Regions from separate parts of the Homo sapiens genome. Here regions 1 and 3 are each linked to region 2. A link is a contact called in ENCODE Hi-C or POLR2A ChIA-PET data. All regions are on one chromosome and are shown on one strand. Each heading gives the region's core, a stretch centred on a gene start or an enhancer-like site at or near the end of the contact. The rest is flanking DNA. Distances are from core to core; before and after follow the strand shown.

Region 1 (3,653 bases), core at 98-2,597, 890 kb after region 2:
TGGTCAAAACTAAAAAGTACAAAAAATTAGAAACTTCAAATGCTGACCAGGATGTGGTACAATGGAGACTCATAGTTTATGGAAACATAAAATGATACATTTTGGAGAAAGGTCTGACAGTTTCTTATAAAATTAAACATACACCTGCTCTCTGACCCAGCAATTCCACTCTTAAATACCTGGCCAAAGGATATGAGAAATATACGTCTACAAAGGAGCTTGCACAGACAGCAGCCTTGTTAATAATAACCAAAAACTTTAAAAGTGCCCATCAAGAGTTGAATGGATAAATTAATAATACTACGCAGTAATAAAAAGAATTGTGGATACATGCAAGAACATGGATGATTCTCAAAAACATTCTTCCCATGAGAAAAAAAAAAGCCTTACACAGTATACATACTATATGATTTCATTTATATTTAGTTCTGGAACAGATTAATCTATTGTGGGAAAAAATCAGGGTACTAACTGCCTCTGGAAGGTGATAGAGGAGCAGGGATTGACTAGGAAAGGGTATTGCTAATTTTCTGGGGTTTTAGGAATGTTCTGTATCATGATAGGAGTTCGGGTTACATAGGTGTGTGCATTTGTCAAAACTCAGTGAATGTGTACTTTGGATTTGTGCATTTCACTGTATGTGAATTTTACATCAAAATGCAATCGAATACTGAACTCTAGTTAATTATATGCATGCTTAACTACTTAAAGGAAAGTGTACTAATGTCTGCAATTTACTTTGAAGTGCACCAAAACACAAGATGGAATGATGGATGTATAGACAAATATGTGGTAAAGTACAAGTATAGTATAATGTAAATAGTAGAATCTAGGTGGTGGAAAATAGGTTTATTGTAACAGGTGCTCATTCTTTCAATTTTGTTTGAACATTTTCGTAATAAAAGAACCACTTATTTGGGGGTTTTGCAGCAAATGGAGACACTAGAAGCTAAGAGGGGCAGGAGGTTCCTCTTACTTTGGGAAATGCAAATTAAAACCACAATGGTTTTCCCAAAAGTAATTGATCTTTTTCAGTCAATGTTTCCTCAACTATCAAATGGGTAAAATGGCAGTGAAGGAGCTTCATATTATTAAGCATTTCCTGGTGGGTGGAATACGCCATGAACTAGGTGCGGCCTCAAGCTGGTTACTCGCCCTGCCTACTCCCTCTCGTGTCCTCCCAGTACCCCCTTAGACCCACCAGCTCTGAGGGAATCTTCGCGACCTGCGCAGGCGGTCGCTCTGATAACCGCATCCCGGTTTCCGGGACGACAGCGGAAGTCACTTCTCACACGCCTTTCTTATTGGATACCGGCTTTTCATGGGGCCGAGCGCCGCTGGGTAGGCGGAAGTAGCCGCAGGCATGGCGGCGGCTATGCCGCTTGCTCTGCTCGTCCTGTTGCTCCTGGGGCCCGGCGGCTGGTGCCTTGCAGAACCCCCACGCGACAGCCTGCGGGAGGAACTTGTCATCACCCCGCTGCCTTCCGGGGACGTAGCCGCCACATTCCAGTTCCGCACGCGCTGGGATTCGGAGCTTCAGCGGGAAGGAGGTGAGGGCGCGAGATCTGACCAGGGAAAGATTTCCGTAGTGCCTGCTGGCTGGCCGGCCGTGGGATGAAGGCAAACTTTGGGGGCGGGGCCTAATTCCTGGGTAGAGTTCGGGATCCTGGGTGTGGACCCCGACGAGGTGGGGATCGTCACTCACCTGCTCCCGTTTCCCCAGTGTCCCATTACAGGCTCTTTCCCAAAGCCCTGGGGCAGCTGATCTCCAAGTATTCTCTACGGGAGCTGCACCTGTCATTCACACAAGGCTTTTGGAGGACCCGATACTGGGGGCCACCCTTCCTGCAGGCCCCATCAGGTGCAGAGCTGTGGGTCTGGTTCCAAGACACTGTCACTGAGTGAGTGCACACCTTGGGCCCTGTTGCAGGCCATGGAGGGAATGTGGCTGGGAGAGTGTTGTCATCCTGCCACTGCTCTTGGGGACAGCACTTCCAGTAGGCAGCGATTCCATGGGGGTAGAGCTGGCATTGGAAGTAAGAAATGTTACCACAGATGAATAAACTTCCCAATCCTAAAACTTTCAGACCTGAGGTAGCACATGCATATCCCTGGAGAGGCAAATAGCAAACAATTAATGCTTATTTGGAGGTAAGGCAGTAGAAAACTGGCAACTGGATAACCTTTTAAAAGGCATTCATTAATATTTTTTAAATGATAATAAATACCACGAAAGCCAACCATAACATATCTGTGGGTTACAACTGGCCAACAGGATGCTACATCACAGTGTTAGAGGAACTGCTTTTGTTTGGGAGGGGGCAGGTCTAGTTACTGTGCCTACTACAAACCGCTATTTCCCAGTGGCTGCTGTGGCTATCCTGTTTAGAATAGAACCTTTCTGTGCAGTGGTTGCAAACAGGTCTACATGGGCCACACAGGTAAGGAATGAATAAAGGTATTTTTAAAATTGACAAACACAGGAATGAGAAATATATCTCATTTTCCTCTTAATCCCACTATAAGAAATCAATAGTGCAAGTATGATATAACAAGTTTTAGGGCAATAAAAAGGAGCAGCAGGAATTGTGGCAGGCTAGAGAGTTTGTGTGACATTCTAACGAGGACAGCTCTGCCACTCAGCTTCTATGGATTGTTGCCATGTGGGAATAGAGGCCTAATGTGGTCAGAGTCAAATGTTTCTAAAAATTTTTTGTAGAAACAAGGTCTCACTATATTGCCCAGGCTGGTCTCGAACTCCTGGGTTCAAGCGATCCTCCTGCCTCAGCCTCCCAAAGTGTTGGGATTACAGGCAAGAGCCACCACACCTGGCCTCATTTTTCAAGAGATACCAGAAATCTGGAATTTAATGTGAAAATTGGCAAATTCAAATATCAGCAAGTAATTTAAAAATTTTTTGAGTGCTGTGCGGGTCAATGTTGTGCATACCAAATGAAGCATGTTTATGGTTTGAGTAGAGCTTTCCGGCTTCAAGTTTGCCATTTTTATTTGAGGCTTAAGGATTGGAGCAGTTGAAAAGCTCTGAACATAGAATTATCAAAAGCTCCTGGACAACACTAAGGAATAAGGAATAAGCAGTAACTCCCCAGCTTGCCAAGACTTTCTCTCTTGCCTCAACTCTGGCTCCCCTACCCTTTCCTGTCTACTCTGCTGTCACTGTCTTCCCTCAGCCCGTAATTGCCTGAAATGTGGAGCAAATGCTTAGAATTCTTTCTAGTGCTTATTAAGTTTTATGCTTTCTCTATTACTGAGAGCAAATCTCTTTTGATATTTCTCCAAGAAAAGAACATTAATTTAATTTGATGTTTTTATGAAATCCTAGAACAGTTGTTTTTCCCATGTTCAGTGAGCTTTTTTGGATATAAGACTTCTCACCATGATAGTAGAATCAGGACTTACCTTTATTCCCAGAGTATACACAGGGTAGTATGCATTGTTTTGCCCAGCCCAGCACATTCAAGGAAGATCAGTGAGCTCATTTCAGCTCTGATACATGAGGCGCTTTCCATGGTGTCAGGGGAAGTACATAGATGACCCAGACTGGTCCTTGTCCTCAAGTTGCTTACAGCCTAGTTAGGGAGAAAAGGTGGTCAGGACACGATGCTGCTGCCACCTAGCCATCTCCCAGGAGG
Region 2 (3,435 bases), core at 689-3,188:
AGAACTTTTGGCTGGGCATGGTGGCTCACACCCCAGGAGTTCGAGACCAGCCTGGCCAACATGGCGAAATCCCGTCTTTATTGAAAATACAAAAATTAGCTGGGCGTGGTGGCATACACTATAATCCCAGCTACTCCGGGAGGCTGAAACATGAGAATCCCTTGGAGGTTGAAGAGAGCCGAGATGGCGCCACTGCCCCAGACAGAGCATGGAAGCTCCAGACCCGTTCCCTCTACACCTTGTCTTACATATCACTTCATCTGTATCTTTAAAAATATATTAATAGTAGCCATAAAAAAAGAAGAAAATCATGTCCTTTGCAGCAACAAAGATGCAGCTGGAGGCCACTATCCCAAGTGAATTAATACAGAAACAGAAAACCAAATACAGCATATTCTCGCTTACAAGTGGGAGCTAAACACTGGGAACACAGACACGAAGATGGCAACAATAAACACTGGAGAGTCCAAGAGTGGGGAAGGACGGTGGGGGGATAGGGGTTGAAAAACTACCTGTTGGATACTGTGTTCACTGTTTGGGCAACGGAATCATTAGAAACCCAAACCTCACGATAAGGCAATATACCCATGTAACAAAACTGCATATGTACCCTCTGAATCTAAAATTAAAAATACATAAATACACAAAATAAAATACTTTTATAATAAACCAGTAAACATGTTTCCTTGAGTTTTGTGACCAAATTAATCAAAGCCAAGGAGGGAGGTCACGGGAACTTTGATTTATAGGTGGCCGGTCAGAAGCACAGGTAAAACAACCTGAGGCTTGCCATTGGCACAGAAAGTGGGCACAGTCTTGTGAGACTGAGCCCTCCACTTGTGTGATTTGATGCTATCTCCAAGTAGAGAGCTTCGGAATTGACTTGTAGGGCACCAAGTTGGCATCCCCTGCAGAGCTGACTGTTTGCCTGATGTTTGGGGGAAAATCCCCACACACCACACATCAGGTGTCAAAAGTGTGTTGTGAGTACAGCAGGAGAAACTGAGTGTGCTTTTTCTACACACTTGGTCAATTAAATCAGCTGGAGAATGAGGAATCAAGGAATCACGCTCCTCTGAAGTGGGTAAATGAGGGAACTCAGCATATTCTTTTATAGGCCCTATAATTTTCTCTTTAAAATGTTTACAGTTTACAAGGTGATTAAACCTTCACTTCACTGTCACAATCGTTCTCGAAGAGAGGAATGCTGGGGTGATTATCCTCGGATAAATGACTTACAGCAGTCCCAAAATATTCAGGCCCTGGTTTCCAATTTTGAATAACAATCCACAAGGGCTTCTTTCCCTTGCACCTGAACTGCAGACAAGCCTCCGCTAAAACCCCAGCTTTGCCACACACTCTGTAGTTTTGGCAAATCCCGTGCTAGGGGATAAAAATATTACTTGAGCCACCTAGAACTAAATGATGGCACCTTAAGAGGTGCTTCGGGAGGAACCGGAGCCCCTCGCTGGGAGCTGTCATTCCTTGGTCCCTCTCCAGCTCCAGAGGAACCTAGTCAGGAAGCCTCGCAGGGCGGAGCCATCCGAATTGTAAACAATGGCGGCCTAGCCTCTTCCGTTCCCCGAGGAACCCGGAGGGCGAGCCGCCTAAGCTGGACCTGAGGGTATCGCGGATTTGCGTCTGGGGCCCCGGAGACCCTCTGTAGCCCAGGGCCTGCTGACATCCCGAGAGCCTCTGGAGCCAAGGCCCGTGCAGCTCTGGTCTCGAGGCCTTTCCCCGCAAACCGCAGGTCCGGCGAGGACTCGGGACCCCGAACTCACCCAGCTGGCGAGGGAGAAGACACCCAGCACAGCCCCCATGGTGACGCCAGTGATGGAGGTGGCCGGTCCTGAGGCTGCTTTCTAACACGGTGGTAACTGCCAGCTGAGGTGACTCCCCAGAAACATGACGGTTTCTCAGGCCGGAAACGCAGCCTTCCACAGACGCACGGATGCGTCACGGCGTGGCCCCGCCCACCGTCCGCGACCGGAGCGGCAGAGGGGGGCGCCTGTCATTGGCTGAGGGGGAAGGTGGGGCTAAACCATCCTGGGGTTGCAGGAACTGTGAAGGTGTCATTCCTTACATCATTTGTATTCATTGTGCAAAGATCTGGAAGTTACAGAAGTGTACAGAGAGGCACAGTACGCTCAGAATTTATTCTCTAGTTAATAGGAGATCTGACAACATAAATGCACCGTGCCCCAATGTAATGAATACGATGAAGTAGTATGGGGGAATAGGCTTTCAATAAAGGTGTATTTAGTGCCTCCTATTGTAAGGGGAAAGTAATTTAGCTGGGCAGTAGTCTTGGAAGGCTTCTCTGAAGGATTTATTTTTTAATCTGCGAACTAAAGGATGAGTCCAAATTAACCTAGAAACGATGGAAATCGTATCCTAAAATGTGGGATGCACCCCATTTGGGAAAAATGAATGGCTCTAAGGGTGCATGAAGGACATTAAGCGATATTAAACAGCAGAGTGAGAACGTCCCATTTCAAACCAACAGGCTAGTTGTTTGAGGCCAGTATGGTATTTAACATTTTTCTAGTATTTATCTCCCTTTCTAACAGAGTAAAGCCTTCATTTTCCAGATCTCTCAAACAGGCAACCATGCCTGCAGTTTTAAAATATTGTTTTGTTTTGAGGTGTGTGTTAGCAATAACCTTTTCATTTCTTCCGAGCAATGCTGATTTCCCATTTAAGCAGTGATGTAAATATTCCTTTCAAAATACATGTCAAATTTGAGAGTTCACTTAAAGAAGAAAATGAAAACATTTTTTACTTACACATATAATAGTTTAGGTGGAATGTGGCAAACAATGATGATGTCCGGACAACAAGGTGTCACACTTCAATATCTTCTCCTGTGGTGTGTTAATCTTCCCTGATAGATAAAACTCTCTGGAAGGGGATTCATAATTGAATTCCTTCTGGATTGTCAGCCTTTAGTCTGATAAGGGAAATTCATGAAAAGCCCCTCTCTCCATGTGCTGTTCCCCAAGCAATCATCATACCAGTGTGGCATATTTGGGGATGTTATTTCCTGGATTCCTTGAAAATGTATTCCAAATTCATCTTTTACAGAAATGGAATGAGGCTCAAAGTTTGCCCAAGGCCATGAAAAGGGCTGATGAAAGAAGAAAGAGAACTACTCACATTTAATAATTCCTACCTCTCTTTTCCCAGATCCCTCTCCTCACCACACATACACAAATACCAGCTCAAGTCAAGTTGCTTCAGGACCACTGAACTTTCCAGGTAGTCCTTAACATTCTTGCTTCTTCCTGTCTGAGTATTGCTGGTCTGGACTTAAGAGAGCTGACTGTGATAAATTTTACAGATCGAATTCTACCAGAAACATACCTGTAGTCAAAAAGAATTAGGTTTATTTAGCTTGTTCAGAAAGGGAGAACACATATCAGAGAAAATATAAGG
Region 3 (3,456 bases), core at 162-2,661, 810 kb before region 2:
TATAGTTCTGCTTCTGGACCAGACCATCCTGGGTTTTTCTCTGTTCTGCTGAAGGGTTCCCTCCACGTGTCCATCACCTCGGTGAACTCTTGGGAGACCTGGGAAGATGCTGGCCTCACCTCTCGCCCCTCCTTTCCCTCATTGTGCTGCCACCATCCTTCTCACACAGGCTCTCCAGGGAGAGCTGGGCAGGATGGGATCTTCCTGGGTTCCCACCTTGCTCCGTGCCCCCTCTCACTGTTCCTGAAGTGTGGCCACGGACTGCCTTGTTTTCTGGAAAGTCCCAAGTCTGGACCATGACTGAGCAGCATTCTCGGCTATCTGCCACCTGTCTGGGGCTCCTGGCCCCTCTTAGACTCCCCTCTCCCTTCTGTTTCCCCCGAGCCCCTGACTTGGACCTGCAGGGTGGGGAGAGGGATGGGACGAGAACCTGTGCTGGGGCCAAAGGTCGCACTGGGGGAAGGTGGAGCCAGGGCAGCAGAGTGCCTGGCGTCGGCCCCTATCCTGTCACTAGTTCCCCCGTTCTGGCCCCTGGCAGGTTTGTAACCCCAGATCAGAAGTACTCCATGGACAACACTCCCCACACGCCAACCCCGTTCAAGAACGCCCTGGAGAAGTACGGACCCCTGAAGCCCCTGGTACGTGGTGTGGTCGCTGCCGTGGATCTCTGCACAGTGGGATCCCTTCGGTTCATCCAACCATGTTCAGTCCACAGGACCCTTCCCTCTGAGGTCTCATTTGATTCTTTCTCCTGAGAAGATGCAGAGATCCTGATAATATAAATGGGGAAGCTGAGGCTGCTCTTTGTCACTTCCTCCGACTGCTCCTGAGCACCTGAGTTTGCAAGCACGCGCCGGCTGGTGCTAGAGACATGGTGGTATCCCGTGACACTCAGCCTCAGGATGGGGGAGACTGATGTGAAATACAAATAACTTAAACACTTTCAGGCAAAGATAAGCACTGGGCCTAGTTCAGAGAAGTGGCAAATTGCTACTCTGGCCTGTCTCTGACCAACTCCCAGTTCTCTACAGAGCACGGGAAAGCCCCTCGGGGACGTCTTTCCTGCAGTGTGCAGGCTGCCCTTCTCCCCTGCTCTTCCCAGTTGATGGGATGGTTGTGTTTTCTCTATGAAAAAAGGAGTTGGCACCTTGGGCTTTCTGAAACACACAGGTGTTTTAGAAATCAGTGGAGGGTGAGAGAAAGGCATGGTTGTGGAGGCACTGGACTGTGAACAAGGTCTGCAGCGGGTCCCCCTGCTGTCTCTCTCCACTGCATGGAGCCTCCTATGAAGCCCAAGGTGGCTGGGGGCTGAGGCTCCCTTGGGCCTGCCATGGAACTGATTCTGAGTCAAGCAGACTTTCCACGGACCATGCTACATGAGCCGAGGTGAGGCACTAGTTAGTGCTCCTTTCCTGTTGCAGTGGAGATTTGGCTCCTCTGTACTAAAATATCTGCATGCTCTCCAAACAGGTGTGAGGGCAAATCACATGACCTTGGCAGCTGTAATTAAAGTTTGTGGGGGCTTTTCGGATGACTTATGAGGAGTGGCTGTGATTCGCACCTTTCACTCTTAGTAGCACTCGCCCTCCCCTGTTCTCTGTTGCCTGAAGCTGGAGAGGTCCTTGGAACCCCGAGGCCTGAGAAAGGGAAATGGGTTTGAGAGCCCCCATTAGTGTGGAACAAAGGGTTGAGTGAGCCTGGGCTTTGAGCTGTCGGGGTCCTAATTCAGCAGCTGTGTGACTGTGTGCCAGGCTGTTGATCTCTGAGCTTCTGTTTCTACCTGCTTAAAATGACGGTTACTGCACAGGGCTGTGTGAGGGTTACAGTGCGTCTCTGGGCTGCTCCCAGCCATGGCAGGCCCCTGGGAATCAAGGTCATCAGCTGCTTGTCCAAGGCAGCAGTTAGTGGTTGTGAATGGTGCGTGTGAGATCTGCATCCTGGCGTCAGGCCTCCTTCCTGCCTTACCCAGGACAGCCCAGTTGCAGCTGGGTTGGTCCCACAGTCCCACACACACACAGCCCGAGTGTGGTGCCTCACGTGGGCTGCCCCGTGCCTACCCACAGCCACAGACCCCGCACCTGGAGGAGGACTTGAAGGAGGTGCTGCGTTCTGAGGCTGGCATCGAACTCATCATCGAGGACGACATCAGGCCCGAGAAGCAGAAGAGGAAGCCTGGGGTGAGTAGGGTAGGGGTGGGAGAGCCTGGGCAGGGGGAATTGGAGCCGTGGCATGGGGGAGGCGTCTGGGGACAGGTTGTAGAAAGTGAGGCGCTGGGGAGAATGGGGGCGTAGCATATCCCCTTTGCCCCCTTTCGCACGGTGGTTGTTGAGGAAACTGACAAGATAAGGACAGTGTCTCTGGGACCCTCCTCTGCTCTGCTTTGAAGGATTCACTTACTTATCCAGCATTGTGTTCGGACCCTGCTCAAGTTGGGCTGGGCTGGATGTGGTGGATGGAGCAGCAATTACGACCCAGACTGGATCTCCCCTTAGTGTTCAGGGGGCAGAGACAGATGCTAGACAGACACACCATGACTGAATTCACAGGGTACCAAGGGCCGCAGAAAGGGAGGTTCCAAAGGAATCTTTTGGGTGGAGGCGAGGCGGTCGGGATGAGCCAGCCAGGCCAGGCAGTGCCTGGCTGAGTGTCAAGCTGCATGAGCTGGGGGTGGGGGAGTGGGTTCAGGTGAGGTGGAGTCTGCAGGGGCTCCTGGGCAGGGGGGCAGGGAAGGGACTGTCCCAAGCCTCCGTTCTATGCCAGCCTCCCTCCCACTGCGTCGTTAGCTTTCATGACAGTGCGCGATCCCTTCGAGTCTCCTAGTGCTCCTTTTTCCCAGACTGCTCTCCTCAAGGGAGAGCTGGGAACGGTGGGATGTACAGGGTGTTAGGTAAGGAGGGGAGGTGGGCGGTCAGCCTGGGCGGGACTTGCCCGAGCTGGCACCCCATGTGCACGTGGAGAGAACTTGGCCTCTGGCCTCCAGGGTCCTCCCTGGCCTCTCCTTGGTGGGGATGGTTGTGAGCCATGGCAGCCCCTGCTGAGTGCACTGTTGGGTAGAGTGGGGATGTGACTCTCAGAGCCGCTCCCTGGTATCGGAGCAGGCCCTGGACCTGCTTCTGTGAGGTGCACGGTTAGGAATGGGGCGTTCCTTGATTGTATTAGGCATTGTAGAGGGGCTTGTCCTGAGGGGTTTGTGTTCCCATATTACTGGCCTGTGGGTGCTATTTTAGGTGTTACTGGGGTGATTCTCTGCTGGGCCTGTTTGAGGGGCTGTGTCTGGTCCATTCGGGGTGAGAACAGGTCACTTCGTGGTGGAGGTTCATGCTGTGTTCCTGCTCACTGTCGCAGCACCTGGCAGGATAGGGTCTACCTTGGGTACAGAGTCTAATGGGGCCATGGGGCCTAACTTTCCCAGCCACCCCATTCTTCTGACAGCAGATTCCCACTAGCTGGGCCTTG

The links. A loop is a pair of places that touch in the nucleus more often than their neighbours do. ChIA-PET counts read pairs that join two places held with the same protein, here RNA polymerase II (POLR2A). Pooled maps may share reads with other maps.
Region 1: a loop to region 2 is called in a map of CD8-positive, alpha-beta T cell, with 4 times the contacts of the local background. The contact joins the promoter of PIGT here to the promoter of SERINC3 in region 2. A Hi-C loop is called at or near these places in 1 of 168 maps with a recorded cell type or tissue (CD8-positive, alpha-beta T cell) and 5 of 50 pooled maps.
Region 3: a pooled map shows a loop between it and region 2 (3-fold over the local background). The contact joins the enhancer-like site here to the promoter of SERINC3 in region 2. A Hi-C loop is called at or near these places in 1 of 168 maps with a recorded cell type or tissue (naive thymus-derived CD4-positive, alpha-beta T cell) and 4 of 50 pooled maps. POLR2A ChIA-PET finds 5 or more read pairs at or near these places in 1 of 52 experiments (activated CD4-positive, alpha-beta T cell).

Annotation. Positions count from the first base shown.
Region 1 is chr20:45,414,794-45,418,446 of GRCh38, forward strand. PIGT (phosphatidylinositol glycan anchor biosynthesis class T) reads left to right here and starts at 1,348. Exons shown (of 12, transcript NM_015937.6): 1 at 1,348-1,550; 2 at 1,724-1,901. The coding sequence starts at 1,364. LOC107985405 (a long non-coding RNA gene) reads right to left here and starts at 3,590. Exons shown (of 2, transcript XR_001754640.2): 1 at 3,421-3,590; 2 at 1-2,024.
Region 2 is chr20:44,520,132-44,523,566 of GRCh38, forward strand. SERINC3 (serine incorporator 3) reads right to left here and starts at 1,939. Exons shown (of 10, transcript NM_006811.4): 1 at 1,782-1,939. The coding sequence starts at 1,820. RefSeq lists enhancers at 1,150-1,702, 1,621-1,930, 1,837-2,131.
Region 3 is chr20:43,709,425-43,712,880 of GRCh38, forward strand. MYBL2 (MYB proto-oncogene like 2) reads left to right here. Exons shown (of 14, transcript NM_002466.4): 10 at 539-638; 11 at 2,064-2,177. Among named protein-coding and RNA genes, the nearest start is that of GTSF1L, 16 kb to the right of the region's middle. RefSeq lists enhancers at 688-817, 1,658-1,727. Within about 2 kb of position 1,412, at least 3 of the 41 ENCODE cell types and tissues checked have a DNase peak (open chromatin) inside an H3K27ac peak, as active enhancers do.